Linked DNA regions of Homo sapiens: region 1 is linked to region 2. Evidence: read pairs that join two places in POLR2A ChIA-PET (ENCODE). Cell type or tissue: GM12878. All regions are shown on one strand. Links, peaks and the distances in the headings refer to the core of each region. The heading gives the core; the rest is flanking DNA. Region 1 overlaps LOC105376940 (a long non-coding RNA gene). Region 2 overlaps EDEM1 (ER degradation enhancing alpha-mannosidase like protein 1).

Region 1 (5,379 bases), core at 115-5,114, 550 kb after region 2:
AAGGGTAGAGAAAGGATATATATAAACAGAGTTATATTTGCTTGCCATATTACACAGGGGGTCATTCTGCATACCCCACAGGCTGTAAGCACTCTACTTTGAAAACTAATGTTTTATAGGATGCAGATTATTACGTTTACCTCTAAGATAGACGTGTTCTATTCTAGCAGAGAATAAATACTAGCTGAGATGGGTTACAGGATAAATCTTGTTGAAGGTGATAAGGGGAGATCTAGGTGCGAGGAACTTGAAGGAAGGATTCTGGGTGTGCAAGAGACAGTTTGAGGGCATTGAGACCCAACTTAGTGTGTGGGGGGAGTCAGAGGTGGCACAGGGAAGCAATTCTGAGAGGTGCATTGTTTCTGAAGGACAGGGGAGGGCCACCAGACTGCTTCTTGCAGAACTGAGAATTGTATGCTGTCTCATGTATATTCTCTCTCTTTCCTGTTCCCTGTATTGTGCTGCTCAAAGTGTCAGTGGTCAGAGGCCCAGGGCCAAACCACAAACTGTTGTCCCAGTGGCCCATGTCAAGATAAGTGTAGAAATCGAGAGCGTTTAGGCATTTTTAGAGCAATTTGCCCTTGCTGTGACATCTAGTAATTAGTATTTTTGTGTGTTGGCAGAAGTATTGGTCTGCTATAAATTGGACATTTAAAAATTTGTGAAATAAGCCAGACACAGAAAAATATTGCAGGATCTCATTTAGTGGAATGTAAAAAATAAATAAAAAAAAAAAAGTCAAACCACACATAGAGAATAAAACAATAGTTACCAGAATGTGGGGGAGGGGAAGAAACAGAAAGATGTAAGTCAAAGAATACAAAGTAGCAGATGTATAGGATGAAGAAGTAGAAAGAGCTAATGTAAAACATGAGGACTATAGTCGATAATGGTGTATTGTAGTCACGATTTCTGCTAAATGAGAAGATTAAAGGGGCTATTGCCCCGGGGTAAAAATGGGTATCTGTATGAAATAATGGATATGTTAATTTGTTCCACTATAATCATTTTACTACATATATAACATCATGTTGTATACTTTAAACATACACAATAAAATTTATTTAAAAAACATAGACTGTTTTTCTATAAAATTGTGAACTGGTCTTTAACTCTAGATAGTTTTTGAAGCACTGTTCCATATGATGCGTAGGCTGAATTCTCCCACCTTTGCTTCAGTCCTAGGGCCCAGGAGCTGCAATGGGCCATTCTCATCTGAAGGAATTGCCTCAGCTTGTTAGAGGACTGGCATGAAAGGAACAATCGTGATAGTGGGCATAACACATAAACCCTCTGGGACTCCCTTTGGTCATCCACAAATGGCAGTAAAGAGATGAGCGCCTCCTTGTTCTCACTCACAGGTGGGAATTGAACAATGAGAACACTTGGACACAGGGTAGGGAACATCACACACTGGAGCCTGTGGCAGGGCGGTGGGGTGGTCTGAGGGAGGGATAGCTTTAGGAGAAATACCTAATGGAAATGACGAGCTGATGGGTGCAGCAAACCAACATGGCACATGTATACCTATGCAACAAACCTGCATGTTGTGTACATGTACCCTAGAACTTAAAGTATTATAATAAAAAAAAAGAAATGAGCGCCTCCTTTACTGGATACAGCTGCTACTTTCTTAGGAAAGTTAGGCTTACAACTAAGGAGGCAGATATCCCAACTGTTAGCATCCAGGAGATGTTTAAAGAGCTTAATAGTCACATTTTTGTTGCACCACAGCCTGAGCTTCTAGAAGCTTCTTTTCCTGAATTTCTCCCTAATTACAACCTGCTTACCTGGCTACAGGGCAGAGAAGGCCAGGATGATAAAGCTATTGGGGTTGCTAAATTTAGAATCTAAGAGCATTGTGTCAGATCTCAGCTTGGTGACCTCCTAGCTAGTGACACAACTTCTCTGAACCTCAGCTTTTTAATTTTACAATGGGCATAGTGATTTCTATCTAAAACGTTTTAGTGGGGGAATAAATGTGTTTATTTTTATAAAGCACTTAGCTCTGTGAAAATCTGTAGAACATTTAAAGTGCATTGTACTGTCATTATCATGCTTTTTATTTATTCAGTAAATAGTTGAGCAAGTACAATCTGCTGGGAATTGTACTCATTCCTGAGGGAGCCATAATGAGAAATCAAGCATCATACTGTACCTAAGAAATTTATGATCTAGGTGACCTCAATACAACTCATTTCCAACACCTTCACGTTCCTAACGAGACTGTAAATCCTGTGTGGTCAGGAAACACATCTGATTCATCTCTGAATCTGCAGTGGGTAGCCTAGTGTGGGCCTGTGGAAAGTACTCAAGAAATTCACGTGGAACAGAATGCCATCATCTTCCAAGTCTTGGTTTGACTTGATACAAGGGTTTAAAAACAAGTGTTTATTTAGGAAATGATCCCAAGTAACAGCCATCGGGGTGTGGAGGAGTGTGAGAGAACAGGGAAAGGAGCCATTTAGGGATGTTTTATCTATAGCACACTAGAACCTAATCCTGTTGGGGACATCTTGGGAGATACAGCAGTGAGAGAGAACTGGAATATTTATCCATCAACTACCATTGGTTGAGAGCTTCTTGGGGAGGAACATTAATCTAGCATTTTTGCCCTGCCTTTATGGCTGCAGGAAAGTCTCTGGCACCAAATCACAGAGGCTGGCAGTTGAAAGTCAGCCTGCTTGCATGGCAATGGTAGGCACCATGAGGATATGGGTGGGACACACATCTTCACTCCATTTCTCAGCTCAAGTCTACCACCCGGGCCGGTTTTCCCAGATTCCCAGAAATCTGTCTTGCTCAGTGTTGTCCCCCTCCTCCACACTGGGAATATCCATAACACACTCATGCCTATACTTGTCTTCTCCCAGCACTCCAGCTTATACTGATTCTTTCTTCTTCTCAGTTCCTTGTTCATTTATTTATTAATATTTTTAAATAGCTCTCCCTTTGGCACAGACCCGCACAAAGTTATTTCAATGCTGTATGTGGGTGTCTCACCTTCCCACATCCGTGTGAACTCCTGAGGACAGATACCATGAGTTATTCATTTTCTGTTCTTGCCACATTGCCCACAACCAGAAAGTCTGCAAGAAATTAAACTTAGGGCTGAATTTAACTTTGCGATGAAAGACTGGTGATCTGTGCTTCTCAGCTTCTGCTTTTTCAGCCACATTTTCTGCTCTGACTTGACTAAGCTGACAATTTGCAATTTTATTGATTCTAAAGTATTTTGATGAGAATCATGACTGCCACAGCCACAGCGGGTAGCTGTCATTTATTCAGCACATATGTGCTTCGCATTGTGCACTTAATATATTCTCTCATGTGATCCTCATAACAAAGCTAGTGTCATCATTTTACCGATGGGAAAACCGAATCTAAATAATCAAATGACTTACCTAAGATCATATAATTAGCAGAAGGGCAATAATTTAAACTCAGGACTAACCTAGAATTCTAGACTTTTAACTATTGTACTATATGTCTCCCAAATATAAGAAACAGTAAGAAATACTGAAAATAACCAATTCATTATTTCATTCCCCTATCAGTTCAACTGTCCAACTAAGAAGTATCCAAATTCAGTGAGTTTATATTGTCTTTAGACTTTGTTAGTCAAGACAAATGAGACTTATTATTGGAGATGAAGTGCAGAAACATTCTCAGGGACCCCCTCAGCGTCTAAGTTACCATTATCCACAAGGCAGGTGGGTTCGATTGCCTGCCGGGTGACAGTCCAATGACCACAACCAAGGAAGATTTAACAAGGGGACTTTATTACTTGCAACAAGCGAGGACACCAGGAATAGTTCCCAAAGTGGTGCCTCCCTGAGCAAAGGTGAAAACAGGGCTTTCATTGGGCTAGTTAGTTAGCTGAGTTAAGTTAGTTAGTACGTAAAGGTGGAGAAGGCAGTGCAGACGCAGTTGCTGATCATGCTTCTAGACAGGGCGCATGTATGGACAATGGAGAATAAGCTCCTCCTCTGGTGGGGTTTTTAGTATGGAAATGAGGGGAGTTTGCCAAACCTCATCTCCAGCTGAAGTATCTGAGGATCCAACCCGTTTTTTTTGTTTTGCTGGAGGTGGGCTTCTTCCCGGAACTTTTCTGAAACAAGAACTCAAGGTGTATCAGTTACAGGTGGGTACTTTCACCTGTAACTTTTCCCAGTTACAGTGTGTGCTGGGAAACCCAAGGACCCTGGCTTACATTGCCTTTCTCTTTTCTTTGTTTTCTGGCCCTGCAACTCCAAAGACAAGCCCATCTAGTTTGAGGACTAGAAAACATTGCCTCCGATATCACATATCTTCCGAAATCGTTTGTTTATGTCTAGGTTTTGGATTTCATAAACACAGAAACATGTATTGTTACAACATGAAGAAAATATTTCCTTATCCATGTGGGAGTATTTTCTCCTTGTCCCTGAAGCTCAGTCTGAATGGCTCAGGCCCGCTTTAGGTTTCAGCTCTTTCTTCTCCCTTCCATATCCTCCATTACCTAGAGAATCATCATTTATCGTGGGAGGTGCAAAGTCTTGCTCTGAGTCATCATATGTGTTCCCAAAACCATTGTCTCCGCTGGGACATTTTATTTTCCCTGCAGGATCTAAACTCTCGAAAGGCAAAGCCAGGAAGAGCTGTTTTGTTTCTCTGCTCGTCCTCCACATCCTTGAAGCCGGGATTGGTGAAGCTAGACTTATCTGGCTCAATAAGGAAATGGCTCTTGGATACAAGATAATATGAGATTAAAAAAAAAAAAACTGCACCAACTAATATTTTAGAAAAGAATGGCTCATGTTTGTATTTACGTGTTTGTGAACATGTGTGTTCATGATAACAGATTAGCTTATTGGTCCTTCTTACACAAGGCAGGGAATAAAAGGCAAAAGTAATTCAAGTCATACATTGTTTAATTTCAGTTTTGTGTAGCTTGTTGAATTGTTGCAAAGCCAGCTGCTTTATCTCATAGGCCTTATTTTTGTACTATAATACCAGCATTCAAATGCTCTGACCCCGAATGTTTGCTCAGTATGGAATGTGGAGTTAAATCTTGTCTGAAATTTCATTAGAAGACAGTCTAATTAGCCTGAATCAGAAGCCACCTTCCAAATAGCGTATTCAAAAACGTTAGTGAGTTATCTAGAATTTTCTAAAAGGAAAACATGATTTATTGACTTCAGAGCATTTTTCTTGGTGCAATAGAGAATTACAGCAGCCTTGTTTGAATAGCTATTATTAAGATTGCTTTGCTGTTTTGGAGACAGATCCCTATTTACTAGATTTTTGAATGGGAAAAAAAAATCCTGCTTTGGTAAGCCCTTAAGTGTAAAGGATCACAGAGTGATAAATGCCAAGGTGATTTTTTAAAAAATGTAA
Region 2 (5,379 bases), core at 122-5,121:
CTGTTCTTATTGTCTTGTTTGTGTCTTTTAAATTTAATTCCCGTATTCACCTCAGATGTATCTTGGAAGGCAGAGGGCAGACTCTCACCGTGGTAAGCTTGGTTTATTAGCTGAGTGTAGTCTCTGAGACCCGGCTTTTCAGCTCTGTGGATTCCTTGAGTTTTGTCACAGTCTTTGTCTGTTCCCATCCCCAGGTGAATCTAAAGACAGGAGTTCCTCCTGACACCAATAATGAGACATGCACAGCGGGAGCCGGTTCCCTCCTGGTGGAATTTGGGATTCTGAGTCGACTCCTGGGGGACTCCACATTTGAGTGGGTGGCCAGACGAGCAGTGAAAGCCCTTTGGAACCTCCGGAGCAATGATACAGGATTACTAGGTGTGGCACCTTTCCTCGCCATTGGGACTGCACACTGCTTGGTCCCCTTTTCCTTTCATCTTCTCTGGGCTCTGCCCCCTTTTTACTCTTCAACTCAATTGACAACTCAGCAAGAATTGTGTCAGCTCTATCTAATTTCTTTATGTGACCCTTTGCAGAGAGGCTGCATGGTCTGATGGAAAAGCATTAAGCTTTTGTGTTTGAGGGCTCCCTTCTGATTCGGATCCCCTGGCATATTCCACTTGAAAATTATTGTTAATGGAAATGCCGTAAAAAGAACTGCCTCTGAGGCAGATTTTATTGCTTCAATGTAAGGTTCTAAATATAGGAATTTAGAGTTACTGATGGAGCAGCTTTTTCCTTTTAAAAAATCTGGGCCTGTGGTAGTAGATTGAAAGTCCAGATTAAACCTGTGTGAGGTGGGGTTTTTTCCCTTTAGAATGTTTGGTGAAGATGTTACTTAAAAATTATTATGGAAAATTTCATAATATAGTAGAGAGAAAGTATGATGAATAATGACCCCTATGTACTCATCATTTGTCTTCACTAATTATCAGTATTTTGCTAACTCAAGGTGTTATTTTATTTATTTATTTATTTTGAGTTAGGGTCTCACTGTGTCACCTAGGCTGGAGTTCAGTGGTGTGATCTTGGCTCACTGCGGCCTCCACTTGCCGGGTTCAGTGATCCTCCCACCTCAGCCTCCCAAGTAGCTGAGACGACCGGCTTGTGCCACCATGTCCAGCTAATTTTGTTTATTTTATGTAGAGACAGGGTCTCACTATGTTGCCTGACTAGTCTCAAACTCCTGAGCGCAAGCAATTCTCCCACCTTGGCCTCACAAAGTACTGGAATTACAGGTGTAAGCCACTGTGCCCAGCCTAGGTGTTATTTTAACTCATGTAACTGTCTTAAGTTCTGAAATTTATGTATACATTTGTTGTATTTAACAACAGCAATAGAAATAAAGAAGTCACTCAAATTGTCAGCCTATCACCAAATAGTTGACCAGTGTCACTCCCGATTGTCAACTTTTTAGGTTTCCATAGACCCTTTCAGCCTGGCCTGTGTAACTTCTATATATTTTTCATTATAATATAAACATATATTTTGATTCTGCCTGACATTTGGCAGATCATTTGTTTCCAGGTTGTTGCCTTGCATTCATAATGACCACTTTTGTTGTTGTTTTTATTATTAAAAAAAATTATCTTTTCCCTTTTCTTTTTTTTTTTGTCTTTTGAGACAGGGTCTCCCTCCATCACCCAGGCTGGACGGCAGTGGCACAGTCTCTGCTCACTGCAACCTCTTCCTCCCAGGCTCAAGTGATCCCTGGGATCAAGTGAACCCCCCATCTCAGCCTCCTGAGTAGCTGGCACTACAGGCACCTGCCATCGCACCCAGCAAATTTTTTGTATTTTTGGTAGAGACAGAGTTTCACCATGTTGCCCAGGCTGGTCTCGAACTCCTGAGCTCAAGCGATCCACCTGCCTCGGCTTCCCAAAGTGCTGGGATTGTAAGTGTGAGCCATCATGCCTGGCCACTTTTTCTTTTTAAAATCATCTTTTTTTGGATAAATTCCCAGGAATGGCAGTACTGGGTTAAAGTCTGTGAAAAACTCTTGGGTTTTGAAATGCATCGTCAATCTGGAAAAGCAAAATGAGAAACCTATTTTTATTTTGCATTAAATGTTTATCCCCATGTTTGTGTCAGTAAATGCTATATATTTAGAAGATGTCTAGGCTAAGTTAGTGATAAGACTGATAAAAATGTTAGGTCCAAGCAACCACCTCCTTCTCCTGTATGCCAAGGATAAAGGTGCTGAGGAGCAGTGTGGTTGGAGTAGGAGGCCTGTCTCCATTCATGTCCTCCCCGATGAGACAGCTGGGACCTCAAGTGCCTTGTTTATTTTTGCAGGCAATGTCGTGAACATTCAGACGGGCCACTGGGTTGGAAAGCAGAGTGGCCTGGGTGCCGGGCTGGACTCCTTCTATGAATACCTCTTGAAATCTTACATTCTCTTTGGAGAAAAAGAAGACCTAGAAATGTTTAATGCTGCATATCAGAGTATTCAGAACTACTTAAGAAGAGGGTATGTCTCCCTAACATCTCCTCTGTTGCCTTGTAAAGCAAATAGAATGCATTCTGAAGCGTTTGTATTTTTTTTAACACACAATCACAGGGTCTGTTTATCTCTGCCCTCACCTTACCACCTCTCCTAGTTTGTCAGTCATCTGGGGGCAAAGAGCTGTGTTATCTTTCTGTCGCTGCATAGCATAGTACCCCAGAACCTAGTGGCTTAAAACAACAAGCATTATCTCATGAAGTTTCTTAGGGACAGTAATCCAGGAGCAGCTGAGCCAGTCATTCTGGCCCAGGATCTCTCCTGAGGTTGTTGTCAAGCTGGTGGCCAGGGCCACAGCCATGCTAAGGCCCAATGGTGCTGGGAGATCCCCTTCCAGGCTCACTTTGGTTGCTGGCAGTCTTCAGTTCCTCTTTGGCTGTTGGCTGGAGGGCTCAGTTCTTTGCCAAGGGGCCTCTTTGTAGGTAGCTTATGGCCACTGGCTTCCCCCAGAGTGAGTGATCTGAGAGAAAAAGAAAGAGGCCAAAATGGCAACCACAGTGCTTTCATGACTAGTCTGGGAATGATATACCAATACTTCTGCCAGACCATTAGTCACCCAGATCAAAATGATACATTCAGTGTGGGAGGGGGCTGTGCAAGCGTGTGGCTCGCACGGATGGAGGTTCTCGGGGGCCGTCTTAGAGACTTGCTGCTACTACAGGGGCTGACACATCCCAGTGTTTAACTGTGGCTTTAATTGCAGATAGATCTGCAATGCAGGACAATGTTTTGGTTCTAATACTTTACAAAGAACTGTTAGGATTGGTTTTTATACTTGGTGATAGAAAGGACAGTTACCACATTTTTTTTTCTCTCTGAGTTTGTTTAAAACATTATTCACCATTTTCTGTTGTTCCTCCAGGATGACAGGAGAGAGAGAGCCATTTGAAGCTACAGTGGCTTCTACGTAGTGTCACTCTCTTTCCCAGATCTTTCTTTTTTTTTTTTTTTGAGTCAGAGTCTTGCTCTGTCACCCAGGCTGGAGTACAGTGGTACGATCTTGGCTCACTGCAACCTCTGCCTCCTGCGTTCAAGCGATTCTCCTGCCTCAGCCTCCTGAGTAGCTGGGATCACAGCCGTGCACCACCTTGCCTGGCTGATTTTTGTATTTTTAGTAGAGATGGGGTTTCACCATGTTGGTCAGGCTGGTCTCAAACTCCTGACCTCGTGATCCACCCGCCTCGGCCTCCCAAAGTGCTGGGATTACAGGTGTGAGCCACCACACCTGGCCCCCAGATCTTTCTTTGTATGTATTTCTATGTTAAGTGTCCAGTTTCAGTGCAAGTTATAGCTACTGAGCTTCCTGCTTGGATTTTCTTGGGTCCATTTCTACATTGCTGTTGTAGGAACCACTTGTATGTGCTATGTTTAAGTAAGGGGCCTTTTGAGTGGAATTTATTTATTTTTGCTTTTCAAAGCCACAAACTAAATTGAGCAGTAATCCCCAAGGGTCTTGCTCTGATGCATTTCTCCAGGCCCATGCTGTAGGACATTACTAGAGAAGAGACTCTTTGTACCAAAAGAACCAAGCTTTTCTGCTCAGGTGAAATCCAGCATAGGCCCATACTATATACTGAATTCTCTTATGTGGCAGGGCTCTTAAACCCAAAGCTCAAAGTGCTTTCTGCAGAATACTGTGAAATCCTGACATATTACAATGGCTGCGTTAGGAACTTTGATCCTGTGGAAAATATTATCTTCTGCTAGAGTCTAATGTAGATAATTAAAGGCAGTCTGTCTGCAGAGGTTTAAGGAATGAGTTAGGAGAAAAAATTAATGTTAATTCCGTTTAAATGAAACTACCAGCAGCTGCTGGAGAGGTAGAGATCTGTCAGTGAGCTTTCTTTTCACCACTGAATGTGCTGCTTGGGTTTGCAGGCGGGAAGCCTGCAATGAAGGAGAAGGAGACCCTCCACTCTATGTCAACGTGAACATGTTCAGTGGGCAGCTGATGAACACCTGGATTGACTCTCTGCAGGCCTTTTTCCCTGGACTGCAGGTATTTTGCCATCAGATTTCCTAAGAATAACCAATCACCAGAAAGGGCTTCTCCCTCCTTTTCTTTCTTTTTTAATACCCTGAGCATTCTCTGTCTCCTTTGGATTTGGGAGGTCACTGACACTATACGTCTTCATCTCTCTGTTTGAGAAATTAGTCTCCAGAATATTGAACAGAGCCATTCCACACAAGTGCAAAACCGTGCTTGAGAAGTGACTGTGTGTGATTTTTGTTTTTGTTTGTTTTTGTTTTGAGATGAAGTCTTCCTCTGTTGCTCAGGCTGGAGTGCAGTGGCGCAATCTTGGCTCACTGCAACCTCCGCCTCCTGGGTTCAAGAGATTCTCCTGCCTCAGCCTCCAGGGTAGCTGGGATTACAGGCGCCTGCCACCACATCCGGCTAATTTTTTGTACTTTTAGTAGAGACGGGGTTTCACTGTGTTGTCCAGGCTGGTCTCGAACTCCAGGCCTTAGGTGATCTGCCCGCCTCAGCCTCTCAAAGTGCTGGGATTACTGGCATGAGGCACTGTGCTGGGCTGTGTGAGATTTTTGGATAATCCATCGCTCAGTTGTTTATTCCTTGTTCATGAGTACACGTAATCTCTTTTTCTGTGTGCAGCTCACATCAATTTGGCATTAGTGGCCAGATAGGGAGGGCATTTATTTGTCTGGGTTGTCACTTTTGGGTTGGTTTTGTCTTTAACCGTATGTGTAGGTCAACTAAGAACTCGGGGGCAGAGGAGAGCCCAGGCAGGCCCTTTGTGCCATGTCTTGTCACTCTAGGAATGGTATCTCAGCCTGATGACCTGTGTCCTCTCCTTAGGTGCTGATAGGAGATGTGGAAGATGCCATCTGCCTTCATGCCTTCTACTATGCCATAT

The links. Peaks named below come from ENCODE experiments on the same cell type or tissue, not always from the same donor. Only the 100,000 strongest peaks of a DNase experiment are listed, where the experiment ranks them.
Region 1: POLR2A ChIA-PET joins it to region 2 with 5 read pairs; 2 of 35 experiments call an interaction of 5 or more read pairs at or near these places.

What each region holds. Positions count from the first base shown.
Region 1 is chr3:5,754,356-5,759,734 of GRCh38, forward strand. LOC105376940 (a long non-coding RNA gene) reads left to right here. Exons shown (of 3, transcript XR_940572.3): 3 at 1,180-1,597. Among named protein-coding and RNA genes, the nearest start is that of MIR4790, 510 kb to the left of the region's middle. In GM12878, for the core only: no CTCF peak of the experiment used is centred there; DNase peaks (open chromatin) are centred at 476 and 3,096.
Region 2 is chr3:5,202,772-5,208,150 of GRCh38, forward strand. EDEM1 (ER degradation enhancing alpha-mannosidase like protein 1) reads left to right here. Exons shown (of 12, transcript NM_014674.3): 5 at 195-378; 6 at 2,296-2,470; 7 at 4,382-4,502; 8 at 5,322-5,379. Among named protein-coding and RNA genes, the nearest start is that of EDEM1, 18 kb to the left of the region's middle. RefSeq lists an enhancer at 2,744-2,983. In GM12878, for the core only: no CTCF peak of the experiment used is centred there; a DNase peak (open chromatin) is centred at 2,910; H3K27ac peaks cover 1,593 bases.